Regions from separate parts of the Homo sapiens genome. Here regions 2, 3, 4 and 5 are each linked to region 1. Evidence: chromatin contacts called from ENCODE Hi-C or POLR2A ChIA-PET data. All regions are on one chromosome and are shown on one strand. Each heading gives the region's core, a stretch centred on a gene start or an enhancer-like site at or near the end of the contact. The rest is flanking DNA. Distances are from core to core; before and after follow the strand shown. Region 1 overlaps LOC105373430 (a long non-coding RNA gene). Region 2 has its middle 130 kb from the start of TRIB2. Region 3 overlaps MIR3681HG (MIR3681 host gene). Region 4 overlaps MIR3681HG (MIR3681 host gene). Region 5 overlaps MIR3681HG (MIR3681 host gene).

Region 1 (2,625 bases), core at 42-2,541:
TCCTTTCCTTGCCCAGTGATCTATTGGCACATGAACCCAAAATGACCGGGCAGCAACTGCAGCTTTACGTTTAGTGGGCTCTTTACTGTATTCCCTGATGGTATTAATAATTATTTCCCCTCCGGGCACCAAGAGCTTTAGATCCTCAGAGCCTAAAATTGCAGAGACAGACACAAATCCCCACGTGATTGCTCGGGGTGATGGGGAGCAGAGCCACTGCTGCTTCCATTTCGGGGTTCCTGGACCCACCCCTTCCATCTATTCTGCAGCAGGGCTCACTCCAGGGACTACACCTGCTCTGTCTTCTCACTCCCCTTTGCGCAGACTTTGAGAGCAGGGTTCATTTGTATTGCTCTGTGTACATACACTCACTCCCACTGCCCTGCATCAGTAAGGCCACTGATGGAGGAGAAAGGTGCTTTCACATGCCACATATGCCACACCTCTGAGTGGTATGGCTCATTTTCCTCAAGCAAAATATCAGGACCATGGTCCTAATACCTAACACCAGGATGATGGGTCAGGATGTTAAATTGGAGCCAACTCAGGATATCTACAAAAGCAAAATGGCTACTCAATTTGGGTAAAGAGCTGGCAAAGTTAAAAAATATCATAAGCAGTCTATATGTGGTCAGGAAGAAGGGGGACACCGAAGACCAGGATATATAAAGGCTCTGATCCTGGCGGAAATTCAACTTTGGAAATTAGGCTCATTTCTCTGCCAGGCCAGGCTCCCCTTATTTGGAAATCAGGGCAGCGAGATTGTCACCTGGGGTCACAGCAATGCACCAGGTCTCTGTCCCAAGGACCACAGTCTGTCCAGGCTCTGGGAGTGGAGGATGGGCTGGGCAGGGTGTGTGTATGGAATGTGCTAGACAATGGCCAGCTCCCTGGCCACAGCCAACCCTGAATATCCTGCCTTGGCCAGAAGGGTCCTGGAGAGGAAGCAGACACCGAACAATTGGGAAAGGTCTAAAAACCGCAGGAGTCGGCTGAATACAGCCAAGAGGCTGCCCAGTGATGCAATTCATGGGAGACAAAAAAAAAGAAAGAAAGAAAAGGAAAAAAAAAAAAAAAAGAAAGAAAAAAGAGCCCTCCAATCCTACCCAGGAGCATTCATCATTCAGCGTGACCTTCCAGGAATCTGCTGACAGACACAAAGTGTTTTGTGTAACTTTCTGCCTGGGACCTGGAATGACTGACGTGTCCCAGAGAAGGGGCGGAAGGGAGCTGGATGGTGGGGAGACTGGGGGAGGCGGGCAGCCTCGGTTCCCTGCAGGGGATTGTTGGGCACCATCTGCTGGTGGCAAGGGGAACGACACCCCACCTCTGACCCAACAAAGGAAAGCAATGTCTTGGGAAGCAAGTACTGAGGGAGGGCGTCGGGGAGAGGAACACAAACACACTTCTCACCTGCTGAGCCAGAGGCTTCCACAGGTACCTTCTGGTTAGGAAAGAGTTGCTATGCCCATCTTACAGATGGGAAACTGAGGTTCAGGGAGGTGATTAATTTCACCAAGGGTAAGAATGGACGAATTTGTTGCCATTGAATAACCATTCCTTGTTCTGAACTCATTCACAGAGGCTGGAATAGTTCCTGGAACATAAATGCTGGCTGAGTGAATGGCTGAATATGGCTTGAGAAGTAACTTGTGTTTTTGTACTATGCCTGTCTGAACCCAACAAAATAGGAAAAAGTCAATGCAAACCGAGAGTGGTGGCTGCGATTGCAGATGGCTCTCCGGAAACGCCCAGTGCATGACATCCTCCCCGCCTCCTGTTTCATCTGACAAGATTACAAACTACTTCAAAGCCTAGGGTAGGTTTTACTCCTTGTTGACCTCAACCTAGCATTTAGCTGTCCTGGAGGGGCCACAGAAGGAAGAAAGACGATGGAGCTGCATAGGCAGGCACCAGATTTCAAAGAGTCTCAAACCGGTGCAAGGTGACAGGTGACAGGCTACCACTGAAGTTCTGAAGAACCCTTTGCTATTGTGACAGCTTTTCGCCAGCCACCCAGTTGTTTCATGTCTCAGTGGAGGACCCTTATCTTCTCAAAGGTCTAGTGATATTCAGGTACATCAAGCCTTTTCATGCTGAATTCTACCAACATGTCCATCCATCCCGTCCTAATCCCACCCCCCGACACACACACACACACACACACACACACACACATCCTTCCCCCAAACACAGAAACATACCTACACACCAACACTCCTACACACAGGCAAAAACTTCACCAGTCATCAACTGTTACACAGTAAACATCAACATCTCTAAACGCTGAGATAGGTAACATCTTTGAATCCTTGCAATTAATTCCTCCATTATCCATTATTCCTCCATTCTCTCTGACTGGGATGAACATCGCCCTCGGGCAAACTCCCGTTCAACCGTCAAGGCCTATATCCAACATCACCCCACTCTTTGAAACCTTTCCCTACCCCATCACCATTTAGTGTTCCCTTCTCTGACTACCCGGGGAATATGTTTGGAGTTGACAATAACACTTAAAGCATTGTCTTCATGTGTGCATGCTGTTGATGTAAGTAGTAAGAGTTCATTGAATGAATAAATGAACAAATGAACACAGTTTCTTAAAATCCTCTAAGAAAAAGAAAA
Region 2 (2,625 bases), core at 41-2,540, 720 kb before region 1:
GATGCAAAATGTTGAGGATACAATGATCTCTAACTTCATCTCATTCAGAAGTGGAGACTGTCTATCACGTGCAAGATGCAGGGAACGTTTACTAACTACCACCGAATACAGCAGAGCTGTGAATATAACGACAGCCACAGGTTCCTTGTCAGGAAGTGCAAAATAGGATCACACACACACACACACACACACACAATGTCTCTACAAATAACTAAGGTAGCCAAATAATAAAATATCTACCTTTCAAAATAGCTACACATTTAACATTCAATCATGTGTAAAGTATGTTAATTTTTCTCTGCTCATTTCCTGATGCAAGTTTATTTGAACTCATCCTGTCTCCTCAGTATCATGTCTTCCTTGTCAATCAAAGCGCTCTTTGAGTCACCTAGTGCGCCTAATCTTTATTTAGGTTTGAGAGGCAGATCTTCTTGAATCTTTATAAAAGGTTGTCACTGGAAGTTTTTTCCCAAGTCACAAGTTTCTATTTACTATTCATGATCTTTGCAACATACATCTCTTACCCAATTGCGTTCCTAAAGTGGTTTTGATATCCTTGTTTGTGACAACGTGCAAGAAATGAACTTGGGAGGTCATCACCAACTCCCAATCCCCAGAGAAATAATTACACCTAAATTACATTTCTTTGCCCCCTTTGTTAATAATCCCGTTAAGAGACTTCTATGGAGATCCAATACCAATGTTTACTGAGGTTGCTTCATGTTAATGTCTCTTCTCCAAATACTAATCTGATTTGAAAAGTAAAATATTTGGGAAAGTCCTCTATAGTAGATTTTATATAGAACTAGATATGTTGCAATTCCTTATTCTCAAAATGATGTGTAGTTTTGGGGAAGACAGTTTTCCTTTTAATCTGACCTTTATGGCATAAGTGGAAGGGTAATACAGTAGTCCCTCCATTTCCGTGGGGAATATGTTCTATGGAATATGTTCTAAGACCCCCACTGGATGCCTGAAACTGCAAATGGTACTGAACCCTATACATACTACACTTTTTTCTGTACATACATACCTATGATAAAGTTTAGCTCATAAATTAGGCACAGTAAGAGATTAACAACAATAATAAAATAGAACCTTGATCACAATATGCCAGTTTCACTATTGTTGCACTCTGAGGCCATTATTAAGCGAAACAAGGTTTCCTGCACACAAGTACTGCAATACCAGGACAGTGATTCTGAGAGCTGGGATGGCTACTGAGTGACTCACAGGCCGGGAGCATACGCAGTGTGGATACATTGGACAGAGGGATGAATCAAGTGCTGGGCAGGAGAGAGCAAGGCAGCACAAGGTTTCATCATGCTACTCACAATGGCACACAATTTACAACATGATTTCTTTCTGAGATTTTCCATTTAATGTTTCCAGACTGCAGTTAACCATAGGTAACTGAAAAGTGAAACTGGAAAGTGAAACTGTGGTTAAGGAGGAAGGAGGAAGTACTGTGTGGAAGAGAGTGTGAATGACTTTTTCTAGAAGAAAGGGGATGAGTTAAGAAACTTTCCAAGGAGGAAGTGATACTAGAGGGTGAGTTAGAAGGACCATAGGTCATGGTGTTAAGCAAGTGAAGTTGGAAGCACCCCTCATATAAAGGTACTATGGGGAAATGTTAAGAACCATGGAATATCTGAGATTTTCTTTTCTTTGCAACCAGGCAAGTTAGCTATTGCAGGTTCATGAGTGCCGGCAGAAGAAATGAGACTCCTGGACCAGAGACAAAGGACCATTGTTTACAACACAGACAGCAGCATAAACTTCATGGTTGCATTGGTTCGCCTTGTTCCAACTTCTAATGGAGGCAACACAAAAGTGGACTCAGGTGAATGCTGCATGCACAGGTGTGCATCACAAATGAGGAACTCCAATCTCATGAACTCAAATCTTTTATACTAGATTGCAAGCAAACTTGTGGGAATTTTTTCCCAGAAGGAAGACATTATCTTTCTTTTACCTGGCACTTAACAAACTTACCCTCTACTCTGGAGGATGATGCTATCTATATCTTCCAAGGCTTCTTGCTATACAAACATCCTTGAAAATATAGTTATCTTTTAGTGCTTCTGCTTGCAATACCTTCAGAAATGGGAAAACCCAATGGAGAATTGACTCCCAATAGGAAAAGCAAATATACTTGAAATGACTTACTTGAGGTCACAAAGCCAACCAGGTCTACTCACAGGCTACACAGTGCACATACACTCTACTCCCGGCCTTTCCTGCTGACATCATTCTTCTGTGGGATGATTGGGTCCTCTAGATAGCATGCAAGCCCGAGGAGGCACACAATGAGGGAAGAGCCCATGCAGCAGGCAGACTTCTAAAGTGACCCCCAATGGCCCACATCCTTGTACAATACTTACCCCTTGAGTGTAGGAGCAATAGGAAGGGTATCTCTTCTGTAACTAGATCAGTTATACATCAAAGGTGAAAAGATTTTGAAAATGTAATTAAGGGCCCTAATTAATTGACTTTGAGGTAGTCTAAGAGAGATTATCCTGAGTGAGTCTGATATAATCAGGCGAGCCATTTAAAACAGGTGCCTTGTTGTGGAAAGAGCCACATGACAGAGAATGACAGGTGTCTTCTAGAACCTCAGGAGTT
Region 3 (2,625 bases), core at 84-2,583, 690 kb before region 1:
TTTTGTGCTCACAAACTATGCTAGACATTTCAAGTTCTTCATTCAAAATTCCATAGCATCTGTTTAAGATAGTAGCTACTTACTTCATCTCACAGGTGTGCCACTAAGGCTTAGAAAGGTGAAGCATCTCGCCAATGTCACATAGGTAGTAACTGGAAGAATCAAAGCTTAATCCAAAGTTGCTTGGCTGCAAACTTATTTTTGGGTTTTCAAATGTGCACTAAAAGCACTGGCTAGGCTGGTTGGGGAGAAACCGAAGAAGAGGAACTCATGTAGAACAGGGAAACTATTGGACCAGCCAAAGCTGCTTAACCTTTTCTGCTGTAATAAAATGTTCAAGGGTACCATGGCCTTAGTCAGCGGCATCTGAATCCACTCTTACGAAGCTGTGATTCTGTGACATGCTTGATAGACACTTATCTGAGTCTATCAATTAAAGCTTCAGCAAACTCTGTCCAGATGTATTTTCATCTATAGTTTTAAGACAAATTATTATTTAATGTCAGTCTTTTTTCCTGTAAATGTGTACACCATGCTAAGTGCTTTACATGCTTAGCATCGGTCAATCTTCACAACAGCTCTGTGCTGTGGCTTGTTATCCTCATCCAACAGATGTGAAAACCAAGGATCCTTCCAAGCTTGCACGGCCAATTTTGGTGGAACCACAATTAAGATGCAAGTTGGTTTAACTCTGAAACCTGTGTTTCTTCATGAAATTGTGCCACGATTTCATTAGGAGAAGCCCTCTTGCAGGCCCCTTTCGTATTTAACGAATAATCCATACTTCATGGTTTCTGCTGCTTTTCTTTTCCTGGAGGATTTTATTAAGAAATCCATTTGTCTTTGCACCCTGGGAGCTGCTTCCTCCTGCTGTCTGACTCAGGCTTTTCAGCCTATTTGCACCTCAAATCCCTCATTAGGGAATCCAGGCTGGGGAGAGTTCTAGGCACAGTTTAAAAGGTTTTGCTCCCCCCACCCTGCCCGCCCACCCCTTCCTATTTTTGCTTTTATTTTTAACTGCACTTCTTTCTGACAGGAACTCTGTTTGTCCTGACTTGAGTCTGATGTTATGAGTCACTGGGGAGATATAATATGCTGATTGCTGAACCAGGTTATTATTTTTTCTTTTTCTATGACTCATTCTCTTCAAAATCTCTAATTTATGATAAAAGTCAGTAAGATGTAAGCACAGAAAATGTTCCTAATGGGCTGTCTTATTAGGTTTGGGCCCACTTTGTCTAGTTTAACTCTTGAGATGAACAATGTAATTCAGTGTCCCCCTTAGAAAGATCTGGGGCCGGTGGGCCATGGCTCCTCCCACACCACTGCCAGGCAGGGCAATGAGCAGTGCTAGGGCTCCACTCATAGGAAGAGTTCAACCTGTGGACCCAGTTGAAAGAAGAGAAAGCTTCTGATGAGATACTACTAGTGCTGCCCACATATGTGCATCACAAGGACATAGAGCCATAAAAACCTATCCTGCTTTACAATGTTTCTAATGAAGGAACATTATAAGTCATCATCCCCTTAAAATGCCACCCCAAAATGGGGCAAACGCATATGCAAAATACAAACATAGCTCACAAGATGACAGTGTAAACTAAGAAAATCTACTCAGACGTAGAAAGAGATGGGGATTTTTTATGATCCACTTTGTTATGTAAACAAAGAGTCAGACTGTTAGACCAGGACAAGATTTTCAAGGTCTCATTCAATGCACGACCACTTTTCATAGCCCCTTGGACAGATGCAGCCAGTAATGGGGAGCTCCCTGTGTTCTCAACTATTTAACCATTTGAAGTTCATTGGTGAATAATTGAACACTTACCCTGTGCCCCGATGTCTCCTAGGAACCAGAGATGCAAATGTGATAATGATGTCTCTAAACTGCCCTGGTCTTAGGAGGACAAACTCCTGACTCTTCTTCAGCAACCCCCGCTGTGTCCCTTCTTAGCCTTGCCCAAGCCTGTTTAACCTGCGCCGGACCCACAGCATGAGGCTGAGGCAGCTTCTAAGCTGCTATAGATGTGGCCTTTAGTCCGCTGGGTTGCTCTTTTGTGTCAGCCTCTGCCTGGTGACACAGCTTGTCAGTGCCACTGCTTGGGATCTGCCGCAGTGCAGCAGCTGGAATGAATCACACGCCTCTTCCAATTTCAGTGGTCTTCTGTTGTTATGGACTGAGTTCTGTCCCCCTAAAATCCGCATGTGGAAGTAGTCGTAACCCAATGTGACTGTATTTAAAGATAGGGTCTTTAAGGAGATAATTAAGCTTATTTAATTTTTTATTCATGTAAGTTTACAGGATATAAGTGTAATTTTTTTGCATGTATAGATTACATAGTGGTCAAGTCAAGGCTTTTAGGGTACCCATTGCCTGAATAGCATACGCTGTACCATTAAGTAATTTCCCATCCTCTACCAATTTAATTAAGTTTAAATGCTGTCAAAAGAGTGGGAAGCTAATCCGATAAGACCTGTGTCCTTATTAAAAGAGGAAGAGACACCAGGAATGTGCAAACAAGGATGAAAGGTCACATAAGGACACAGTGAGAAGGTGACCATCTGCAAGCCAGGAAGAAGCCAACCCTGCTTCACCTTCATCTTCAACTTTTATCCTCTAGAACT
Region 4 (2,625 bases), core at 70-2,569, 670 kb before region 1:
TCCCGGCCAATGAGATGTGTACAGAAGTGGCAAGTGCTACTTCCATGGTGGTCCACAATAGTCGATTACATGTCATTTCCTATGCTCTTTCCTTTAGTTTCAGATTCACCCAGATGCCTTGGATAATTTGTTTTGGAAAACATATATTGAAGATATCAGAGCCACAGTATGACAGAAGACTAGGTCCCAGAATCACAACTGGAAGGAAAGTCATGCACTAATGAAGAAAACAATTCTTAAGGCTTATATGAGCTGAAAACAAACTTCTGTCATGTTGCTGCCTTTATCCATTTTTAAAAGATGTTTGTCATCAGTAGTGCTACTCTAATAAAATACATCATGAGCACAATAACTTAAACTGGTCTCATTATAAATCCTAGATCTCCTATCATCACAGTTTAAATCCAGACTACTGGTGTGGAAAGGTATATAAATGCCTTCCAGAATCTGAAAGGCATAATTTTGTTCACTTATTTCAGGTTTTACTAAGGATTCCATACCCTTGGCTTCTGTTGAATTATTTCATACACACTATTTTGTAAAGTAGATAGAAGATGTGCCTAGGATTTAGGGTTTTTAATGTCTTTCCATCTTCCCAGGATGCCTATATAGTAATCATTTAAAATACAAGACAATCCAATAAGATGACATGAAGCTTTCCATGAACTCGAAGAACCAATGAGAATAGATCTCTCTAAAATATTGGTGAACAAATGAATACTTGCCAGAGTCAGAACAATGAATTTTAATTGAATTATTGCACCCACCAGGCATTCCAGAGCCAAAGCACTTTTCCTTTTTTAAGTAACAATTTTGTCTTTTAAAAAGTGTATTTCTAGCTTGACATAAGCATGACTTTTTCTTTCATGTGTCATGTATAAATGGAGCAATTTATTTTCTTTGGACTCACAGAGTAAATCCTCATCTTTGCTTGTGCTGATGGGGTGCAGGCATGTGTGGGAGGAATTCTATGAATGTGGAGCTTTTCCCGTGGGTGCAGAGAGAGTTTGATGGGAGCTGATGAGGTGTGTGTGTGTTCTTCAGACTTATCAACCACCACATGATGCTGGAAGATGAGCCAGTGAATTTGTGGGTGTTGAGCTTGTTGGATATTCTGGATGCAGGTTTTTTTTTTTAATTTACTATTTAATAAAACCCAGCTGACAAGCTTTTTTTGTAAATCATGTTTATGAGATATGAGTCAGTGATGACATATGCATAAGCGATTCCAATGAAAGGAAAACCTTTAAGGCAAGTAGTCCTTGGTTTTGTGGGAAGCTTAGCCAAGCATGTTGCTCTAGCCTCTGGGGTGAATTCTTTCCTAGCTACAGTGAGACGAGAAAATCTTCAGAGCACATTCCAAGATGGGGCTTTTTTTTTTTTTTTCTGTGAGAAGGTGAAGACAGAGACCAGTTTGGTTTGGTGGTTGTCATTCCGACTTCCCACACTGTCATAACTAGGACATGGCTGTGAAAGAACAGCTTGAAGATGAAGCAAACCCTGTTCTAGTAGCCGGGGAGCCTTTGTTTAGTTTTAGTTTAGTTTTTTGTTGTTGTCGAAGCTTTTGAAAGTCTTCTCTGAAAGTGGTTCTGTGTAGTAGGGGGGAGAGACAACTTTGTTGTTTTCTAAGAAACAAACAAAAAACCTGCTTCTTTGAATCTCCCAAATGCAAAAGCAAAGATACTTTCCTTGTACCTTCCTCCAATTCCTGCCACGCATGTTTGGGTCTCATCAGACTTCTTTCCTTACTGTGCCATCCAACGAAATGTCATGGTCCTTGAATGGCTTTATTAAATATCAGATGGCAAATACGTATGCAGTCATGAGGCACAGGAAATAGCAAACCATCCTGATATCCTCTAAATAAGCTGAACATTTCACTTGAGGGAAGGTATTGCAGATATTCCAGATTGAGGAAGAGAACACACCCTCTATAAATTGAAACCTTTCATTACAGTTTTTTAAAATCTCATATTTTCATTAGGAACTGGAAATAAGATCAATTTTCTCTTGGGAACTATATTGAAAAATATAAAGAGACAAATATAACCCAGGCAGAGAGGAATTGATGGGCACTCAAGTAGGAAATTTTTTTTAAATAAAAACTTACCTGCCCATGGTATGGTTAAGCTTGACTCAACTGCAAAATGATTTTTGTCATTGTTAGATGCCATAAGGTATTATATTAGCAGCCTAACCTACATGAGAGATTGTATGACTCAGGAGTTCAAACAGATCATCAATATTATGGCTAGAACCAAGGTTTTTAACAGTTCAGGCTACTTTCAGGAAAACTCTTTCCAAGTGTCATATGTATAAAATGTTTGGAATTCTTATTTAATGCATTCTATTATTTAGAGGGCTTGCTTCTATTATTCAGGGGCTGAATAGTGCTTTGACTTAGTTATCTACAAAATGCAACTTAAAATACAAAGGAGGGAGAGAAAGACAGACTTCTGTCAGAGGTATCCTCTGCAGTAAAACCTTTGTATTTTACTTCCTAGAAGAGCCCAGGTCTTGATCTGAAGGATCTTGAACTGCCCCAGGCATGACTGTGTGACAAAGCAGTATATTAAAACAGTTGAGCATAACCACTGGAGAAAAACTGCTACTTTTTGCATGAGT
Region 5 (2,625 bases), core at 76-2,575, 640 kb before region 1:
AAGGAACAGATTTTTTTTAAAAAGGGAAAGATATGCAGGACACGCTCAGACATGTTTACGTATGTGTAACTGGAGTCTTAGAAGGATGAGAGGAAACAGATTAGAGCAATATTCAAACAGATGATGGCTAAGGATTTTCCAAAATTGATAAAAGACAGTCCGAATATTCAGGAAGCTCATCACCTTTAAGCTACAAAAATACAAAGAAAATTAATCATCATCTAGAATTTAATGGTCAATTAAAATATTCCTGAAGCATATAGATAAAATAAAGATGTTTTTGGTAAACAAAAGCTGGAAAAGTGTATCACCTTACAGAAGGAAAATAGTTATTGATGGAAACATGAAAATGTATGAGGGAATGAAGAACACAGGAAAGGGTAACTATGGAGGTAGAGGAATTAATATTGGCTATAAAAAATGCAATAACTTGAATGTCCTGGGAATTCCAATGAAAAGGCCTAACAGTCACTATTATTCAAGGCAAGAGTGTGCAAAGGACATTAAAGTGCCCTAAGTCTCTAGCAGGAGTATGAAAGTAGTAAAAGTAATAATTTGTGTTAGACAGCGATATCTCAAGATGCATGGTATAATATCTAGGTATCCACTAAAAGAATAGCAAAGGAATGCATAATGAACAAGTTAGCAAGAGTAATTTCCTAAAGTTAGATGGAATAAAACTGTGGATAAATAAACACCTTTGTCAGAAGTGAGATTAGGGAAGTCACACTCTGCTAAGACAATGAGCACCCATGAAGAAAGGAGTTCACATTGTTCTGTAAACCTAAACACACTAACAGAACCAATGAGCACAGAAACTCAACTGGCCCCCACTGATGCTCCGTTAAGCAAAGTACTTCTCGTTTCAATGATCCAGAATGATCTTTTAATTCAAGGTGAAGGTGCCGTTACTCTCATGACAAGGATTTTTATTTCAGCTGTAATTAGAAGGGTCAGGCCAGATAAAATCTGTGTTCTCTGAGGACAACTTGAAAAGTGAAAAAAGGAATATAGGATTAATGAAAGATTCACAAGATTAAAATTGGGATTGAAAATTTGAGAGACTCTTCCCAGATCTGAAAACAGGTACTCTAACTACTCTAACCCTTCTCCCTTTTCCCCCAAAGTCACATTTTGGGGAATGGTTGCGCATCTTGTCTCTGGAAATCCTTCACCTGGCTCATAAATTCATTGATGATTCAGTGAAGTTGAGCACACGAAATCTTCTAAGGTCAGACTCATGGTTTCCTTTCAGGCTCATTAGCCTTTAATTGCGAAACCAATGCATCTGCTAACCACAAAGACATGGTTGGTGCACGCTGGAGACAGTAAAAGCTTAGTGCCATTGCTTCTGAGAGGCGGCTGTGGGCCCGGGGGCACAGTTTATGTGGGAGGGTGCCAGATGATGAAGCATCACTTTTGTGGCTTCTGAGCAGTGTAGCTCCTGCAGAAAGCATTGACTCTTCCCCCAAGGCCATTCTTCTGTATCTATTTGGCTGGCGGTCAAGGTCAGGCTTTCTTCAAAGTAGTGCAATGTGTAGTTACCAACAATTTTAAAGACGCCATAAAGACCCCCTGCCAAAAAGGGACACCCTTGCTGCCATACTAGAATGCCACGAATCCATGTCATTTGCCACTCCATTAACTCAGATCATTGAAAGGTTTTGTATTAGTGTAACCTGCAGACTTGTTCTCTAGTAGGGCAGTGTAATTAGGACCTCTTCAAAATAAGACCTTACTACTGAGAAATTTAATGAAGCAAGGCTCCTTTAAAGTTAAATCACACAAGCATCATCTCCTCATGTTCTCTGGTCTCCTGGACCCTGGTCAGGAAGCAGTGTTCTCCCAGCAGCTGTGAGTAACATTCTACCAGCATGTGCTGGGCTGCAGTTGTCTATTTATCTGCCTCTCTTATTAGATTGTGAACTTTCTGAAGGTAGTGATTTTACACATATCTCTGAATACTTAGGCTCAGGACCCGGCACTAAGAGAGTACTTTGAAAATGACTAACAGAAGAAGAGAGGGAGAGGGAATGAAGGAGAGAAAGGAAATTTGAATGGTTCAGTAAGTGTTCTTAGTTTCCTTAGCAAAACAGCATTTTCATTTTTTCTTTTTTAGTAAAGACGGAAGAAAGATCAGATGGATACAGTGACCAAAAAGCAAGTTTGGAAAAACCAGTGTTTGAACTATTGCTCAGTTACTTCTCCTGAAGGCTGCAAGGCAAGAATCTGAAATCCTTTATATGATTTTCAAATTTTTTGCAATCTGTGTCCAAACTCTGAAATTTTCAAATTCAATTCAAATTTATCTTCTACCATTCTTTATCATCACACTCCTAAGCAACATCCAAGCTAAAATTGTTCTTATTATCTGGTCCTTGTGATGGGTACAGAATTTTGCTTCTGCCTGTAATGCGTTCTCATTGGGAATAATTATTTATCCTTCAAAATTTATCTGAAAAATTGTTTCTACTTTGAAGCTATCCCCAGGCACAACTGCTTTTATTCTCCCTTTGTTCCCATTACTCTGTGTGCTCACATTTGTTACAACACTTGTCGGCCTCATTTTTAATCACTTGTCTTCCTGGCTTCTCAACTAGACAGTGTGTGAGCTGTGAAAAACAG

Evidence for each region. A loop is a pair of places that touch in the nucleus more often than their neighbours do. ChIA-PET counts read pairs that join two places held with the same protein, here RNA polymerase II (POLR2A). Pooled maps may share reads with other maps.
Region 2: a map of sigmoid colon shows a loop between it and region 1 (2.4-fold over the local background). The contact joins two enhancer-like sites. A Hi-C loop is called at or near these places in 1 of 168 maps with a recorded cell type or tissue (sigmoid colon), 2 of 37 single-sample maps with no recorded cell type and 3 of 50 pooled maps.
Region 3: a map of PC-9 shows a loop between it and region 1 (3-fold over the local background). The contact joins two enhancer-like sites. A Hi-C loop is called at or near these places in 7 of 168 maps with a recorded cell type or tissue (B cell, CD4-positive, alpha-beta T cell, PC-9 and 4 more) and 10 of 50 pooled maps. POLR2A ChIA-PET finds 5 or more read pairs at or near these places in 2 of 52 experiments (GM12878 and naive thymus-derived CD4-positive, alpha-beta T cell).
Region 4: a map of chondrocyte shows a loop between it and region 1 (5-fold over the local background). The contact joins two enhancer-like sites. A Hi-C loop is called at or near these places in 1 of 168 maps with a recorded cell type or tissue (chondrocyte) and 2 of 50 pooled maps. POLR2A ChIA-PET finds 5 or more read pairs at or near these places in 3 of 52 experiments (GM12878, OCI-LY7 and naive thymus-derived CD4-positive, alpha-beta T cell).
Region 5: a map of GM12878 shows a loop between it and region 1 (2.2-fold over the local background). The contact joins two enhancer-like sites. A Hi-C loop is called at or near these places in 1 of 168 maps with a recorded cell type or tissue (GM12878), 17 of 37 single-sample maps with no recorded cell type and 8 of 50 pooled maps. POLR2A ChIA-PET finds 5 or more read pairs at or near these places in 2 of 52 experiments (GM12878 and WTC11).

The regions. Positions count from the first base shown.
Region 1 is chr2:11,862,482-11,865,106 of GRCh38, reverse strand. All of the region lies in intron 4 of LOC105373430 (a long non-coding RNA gene), which reads right to left. Among named protein-coding and RNA genes, the nearest start is that of MIR4262, 27 kb to the right of the region's middle. RefSeq lists a silencer at 1,255-1,304 and an enhancer at 1,575-1,624. Within about 2 kb of position 1,291, at least 11 of the 41 ENCODE cell types and tissues checked have a DNase peak (open chromatin) inside an H3K27ac peak, as active enhancers do.
Region 2 is chr2:12,587,061-12,589,685 of GRCh38, reverse strand. No RefSeq gene overlaps it. Among named protein-coding and RNA genes, the nearest start is that of TRIB2, 130 kb to the left of the region's middle. Within about 2 kb of position 1,290, at least 8 of the 41 ENCODE cell types and tissues checked have a DNase peak (open chromatin) inside an H3K27ac peak, as active enhancers do.
Region 3 is chr2:12,553,825-12,556,449 of GRCh38, reverse strand. The region is part of intron 4 of MIR3681HG (MIR3681 host gene); the gene reads right to left. Among named protein-coding and RNA genes, the nearest start is that of TRIB2, 160 kb to the left of the region's middle. Within about 2 kb of position 1,333, at least 5 of the 41 ENCODE cell types and tissues checked have a DNase peak (open chromatin) inside an H3K27ac peak, as active enhancers do.
Region 4 is chr2:12,533,450-12,536,074 of GRCh38, reverse strand. The region is part of intron 4 of MIR3681HG (MIR3681 host gene); the gene reads right to left. Among named protein-coding and RNA genes, the nearest start is that of TRIB2, 180 kb to the left of the region's middle. Within about 2 kb of position 1,319, at least 7 of the 41 ENCODE cell types and tissues checked have a DNase peak (open chromatin) inside an H3K27ac peak, as active enhancers do.
Region 5 is chr2:12,506,216-12,508,840 of GRCh38, reverse strand. The region is part of intron 4 of MIR3681HG (MIR3681 host gene); the gene reads right to left. Among named protein-coding and RNA genes, the nearest start is that of TRIB2, 210 kb to the left of the region's middle. RefSeq lists a silencer at 1,179-1,228. Within about 2 kb of position 1,325, at least 2 of the 41 ENCODE cell types and tissues checked have a DNase peak (open chromatin) inside an H3K27ac peak, as active enhancers do.